Linked DNA regions of Homo sapiens: region 1 is linked to region 2. The links are chromatin loops, found by intact Hi-C in ENCODE. Cell type or tissue: natural killer cell. All regions are shown on one strand.

The links. Hi-C counts contacts between places; a loop is a spot of excess contacts. Peaks named below come from ENCODE experiments on the same cell type or tissue, not always from the same donor. Only the 100,000 strongest peaks of a DNase experiment are listed, where the experiment ranks them.
Region 1: it touches region 2 in a loop (14-fold over the local background); 7 of 110 quality-filtered maps call a loop at or near these places.

The regions. Positions count from the first base shown.
Region 1 is chr1:9,141,296-9,143,795 of GRCh38, reverse strand. No RefSeq gene overlaps it. Among named protein-coding and RNA genes, the nearest start is that of MIR34A, 9.2 kb to the left of the region's middle. RefSeq lists an enhancer at 1,272-1,566. In natural killer cell, CTCF peaks have their summits at 1,166 and 1,366 (motif pointing left); a DNase peak (open chromatin) is centred at 1,365.
Region 2 is chr1:9,489,883-9,492,382 of GRCh38, reverse strand. No RefSeq gene overlaps it. Among named protein-coding and RNA genes, the nearest start is that of SLC25A33, 48 kb to the left of the region's middle. In natural killer cell, CTCF peaks have their summits at 936 and 1,143 (motif pointing right); a DNase peak (open chromatin) is centred at 1,132.

The DNA.
Region 1 (2,500 bases), 350 kb after region 2:
CTGGGTGACAAAACGAGACTCCGTCTCAAAAAAAAAAAAAAAAAAAGAAATAAAAATAAAAAATGTTTAAAAAGCATATGGATGGGGAGGGGGGACAATTCAGCTCATAACAGGGATCCTTCTGGACACTCAGAACCAAGCTTTAATAGCTTGACAATGTCTTTCAGTCTGAAACACAGAGATGCTGCCAACCCAGGGCCTGCCCCTCCATCGCAGGAAGAGGCCACACCATGAGCCTCGTGCCAGCAAAATGTGGCTGTGGTTGCTTGCTCAAGGGCAAGGCTGATGGGTGTTACTTCACCCTGGCTTTCAGAGCCACAGGAAGAGGCTGTGCAGGGAATGGGAGTCAGCTGTTCCCCAATTCCTGTGGTGCCTGAGCAAAAGAACAGGAGTGAGAGCCCAGGGCTTGGGGCAGACATGGGCAAGACGCTCATGTGTGTGGGAATGGCTGCTGGAAGCCCGTGCGCGGTCACCAGGGGTCTGGGAGGCAGGGGCCACGCTGTGACAGTGGTTCCCAAACAGCCCAGGAGCTCTGTAAACCTTAAGGCTCTGAGCGCCCATATAGGGCAGGGCAAGCGTCTGTATCTTTAGAGGGCTCCCAGACAGGGTGCAGAAATGACTTGGGTCCCGAGATGATCACTGCAGTCGCTGATGGCTCTCTGGGGGTTCATATACTTTCGTATGTTTGAAATTTTTCATAACAAAAAGTTAAAAGGGAGGAAAAAAGGAAGGAAGGAGGGAGAGGGAGAAGGGAAGGAAGGATGGAAGACAGGAGGGAGGGAGGGAAGAAGGAAGGAGAGAGGGAAGGAAGGAAGAAAAGAAAGGAGGGATGGAAGGAAGGAAAGGAGGAAGGGAGGGAGGAGGGATGGAAGGAAGGAAAGGAGGAAGGGAGGGAGGAAGGAAGGAAGGAAAAAAGGAAGGAGCGGCTGAGCACAGTGCTCATGCCTATAATCTCAGCACTGTGGGAGGCCGAGGTAGGAGGATCACTGGAGGTCAGAAGTTCAAGACCAGCCCGGCCAACATGGTGAAACTCTGTCTCTACTAAAAATACAAAAATTAGCAGGTGTGGCACGCACCTGTAGTCCCAGCTACTCGGGAGGCTGAGGCAGGAGAATCGCTTGAATCCAGGAAGTGGAGGTTGCAGTGAGCTATCGCACCACTGCACCCCAGCCTGGCTGGGCGACAGAGCGAAAGAGTGAGACTGTCTCAAAAAAAAAAAAAAAAAAAAAAAAGGAAGGAGGGATGGAAGTAAGGAAAAAAAAAAGCTCCGGGAGGATTCTGATGCGAGCCCCTGTCAGGATGAAGGCGGGAGGGAGAAGCCCTAACCTGCCCAGGGCTTCCTGTGACTCGGGTGAAGCAGTGCCTCCTGGTGGTGAGAAGGCAGAACTACTGGTATAAACTGGTCGTAACGTGCAGACTGGGTGTGAATGTGGGGCCAGGACAATGTGTGTCGTGGGGTTGACTAGGGGGAAGCTAGGCAAGCCTTTGGAGCAGGCCCACAACTTTGGTTATACCACAAACCCCTTTGTCAGTCCAGTGAACTCTCTGGAGTCTCAGGATAAAGGCGTAAATTACATGGGATTACAAAGCTAACCAATCATAGTGAAATACAATGATTGAAATACTTGATAAAGCCAAATTTGGTATAGCGTGTAGATATGACAGTAGTAGTATGTCACAGTAGATAGCAGTAATGTGCCAATGGGAGTATTAGCACATTAAGTAATATCCAATAACAACTGGTCTAATAACTATAACTTAAAAAGTAGTGAGGAGAATTCATGATATTTTGCAACAACTCCAACATATAAAAAATCTGCAATTTATATTGTTAAAAGAATCATACGTACTACTAGAACAAACAACAAAAACCTCCCAAAGACCAGGCATGATGGCTCACACCTGTGGTCCCAGCACTTTGGGAGGCCGAGGCAGGAGGATCCCCTGAGCCCAGGAGTTCGAGGCTGCAGTGAGCTATGATCGCACCATTGCACTCCAGCTGGGGCAACAGAGCAAGACCCTGTCTCAAAACAAAGCAAACAAAACAAAACAACCTCTTGAAACTTATTGCCCATCTTTATTCATGAATAAAGAAAATGGGCGATTGCTATGAGAAGTCGGTAAAAACAAAGAAGTGCCTGGTCGCCCTGCAGGTGCTGGACCGCCAGCTGAGATCCTGCCTTAGAAAGGCAGCCAAAGGCCCACTGCACTTCCCTGTCATCTGGCTGCTCCATATTCCCACTATGTGTTCCACAAAGATTGATTGAGGGCCTACTGTGTGTGGCAGACACTGCACAATATAGACCAGATATCTGCCCTCAGCAAGCATGCATTCTACAGGGACAGATGATAAGCCAACAATACACAGAACATATTCTACCAGCTCATCTTTTTTTTTTTCTTTTTTTTTTTTTTTTTTTGAGACAGGCTCTCACTCTGTCACCCAGACTGGAGTGCGGTGGCAAACCACGGCTCACTGCAGCCTTGACTGCCCAGGCTC
Region 2 (2,500 bases):
ACTCAGTTCATTAACACATGACCCTGTTCATGAACACAACTGCAATCCTAGGCCATGTGCCAATCTAAATTATGTGTTAACATAGAAAAGCCAGTTTTTTCAACAAATGAATTGCAAGTTAAAAAAAAAAAAAGGTAAACACAGAACCTAAAGATAAAAAGATTTAAATGGAAGATCAACCAATCTCAGTGGATCCTGATTCAAACTAACTTTAAAAAAAGAACAGCTGGGCGCAGTGGTTCACGCTGGTAATCCCAGCACTTTGGAAGGCCAAGGCAAGAGGATCTCTTGAGGGTAGGAGTTCAAAACCAGCCTGGGCAACACAGTGAGGCCCTACAAAAATTTTTTTAAAAGAACATTTTTGTCATTGATAAGACTGTTGATAATATGACACTGATAAGTGAGCGGTGTTGAAAAATTTATTTTAGGTGTGTATAATAACATTGTGGTGATGTTTAAGATACCTTATCTTTTATGCATGCACAAGTATTTACAGACGGAATAATATGTTATCTGGGATTGGCTTTAACATAGCACAGTTGGGGGTAGTGCATGCAGGTGAATATGAAATGAGAATGAGATTGGTCAAGGGCTTTTTTTTTTTTTTTTTTGAGATGGAGTCTTGCTCTGTCGCCCAGGCTGGAGTGCAGTGGCGTGATCTCGGCTCACTGCATCCTCTGCCTCTGGGATTTAAGCGATTCTCCTGCCTCAGCCTCCTGAGTAGCTGGGATTACAGGCGCCCGCCACCACGCCCGGCTAATTTTTTGTATTTTTAGTAGAGACGAGGTTTCGCCATGTTGGCCGGGCTGGTCTCGAACTCCTGACCTCAAGTGATCCACCCACCTCTGCCTCCCAAAGTGCTGGGATTACAGGCGTGAGCCACTGTGCCCGGACGAGTGTTGTTAATTGTTTGTGAGATTATTCTGTTTTTTAATGTTTGAAACTCTCCATAATATAATGTTCTTAACAATTAGAAAAGAGATTTTGCAGGGGCTGGGACTGACCTTATTTGAGTGTGAAGGGACCCACGTTATGAGAGGCACGCAGTGGGCTGGGAGAAAGTGCTGGACAAGTCACACTTGGTCCAGCTGCCAGCTGCCTCCAGATGCGGCTTTCTATGGCTCAGTGTCCGCCAGGGGGAGCCCGAGACCAAGCTAACCCACCCAGGACCGAGAAGCTGGGCAAGGGCTGAACCTGGGTGACCGGCTCTGAGATCTGCTGAGATTGCAAACGCCTTGGTGGGGGAAACTTTACACACAAACCTGAGACGTGCATGAGGCGAAGGCGAGGGCCAACTTTTGGGCCTCCCAAAGTTCTGTGATTACAGGCATGAGCCACCACACCCAGCCTTATTTTATTTTTTCAGATGGGGTCTTTCTCTGCTGCCCAGGCTGGAGTGCAGTGGCACGATCATAGCTCACTGCAGCCTTGAACTCCTGGCATCAAGTGATCTTCCTGTCTCACCTCCCAAAATGCTGTGGTTACAGGCATGAACCACCGTGCCCAGCCGTGAGCAGACTTTGTTCCCTCCCATGCTGAAGCTGAGAGTATGATGGGGGCCCCTGGGCCTCCTGCCCTTTCCCTTGGCGAGCTTGGTCGAAAACACGGAAGTTGCAGATTGCTACGACAGTCTCTAGACTGCCTGATGAAACTGGCTCCTCGGAAAGCAGACTCTGAAGAGTTGGCTTCCACAGCACGGGTTCACATCCCACAATACACACATGTGTGCTGCCCATGTGCATGCCCCGGGAATCAGATCAGGGTGACGAGCCATTACAGTTCACACAGGCCTAACCCCCCACCTCAAAACATTGCTATGGGGACAGTAAAATGGATTGCATGGCCCATGGATTGGCAGTTCCTCAGAAAGCTGGACATGGAGTTACCATATGACCCAGAAATTCCACTTCTAGGTATATACCCAAGAGAATTGAGAACTATGTTGGCACAAAAACTTGCAGCTAGCAGCATTATTCATAATAGCCCCCAAGTGGAAACAACTCAAATATTCATCAACAAATAAATAAATGAAATGTGTAGATTTCTTTTCTTTTTTTTTTTTTGAGACGGAGTTTCGATCTTGTTGCCCAGGATAAAGTGCAATGGTGTGATTTCAGCTCACTGCCTCCCAGGTTCAAGTGATTCTCTTGCCACAGCGTCTCGGGTAGCTGGGATTACAGGTGTGCACCACCAGGTCCGACTAAGTTTTGTATTTTTAGTAGAGACGGGGTTTCACCATGTTGGTCAGGCTGGTCTTGAACTCCTGACCTCAGGTGATCTGCTCATCTTGGGCCTCCCAAAGTGCTGGGATTACAGGCGTGAGCCAACATGCCTGGTCTAGAATGTGTAGATTTTTAAAAACACACACAGTGAAATACTGTTCAGGCCGGGCGTGGTGGCTCATGCCTGTAATCCCGGCACTTTGGGAAGCCAAGGCACGTGGATCACTTAAGGTCAGGAGTTTGAGACCAGCCTGGCTAACATGGTAAAACCCCATCTC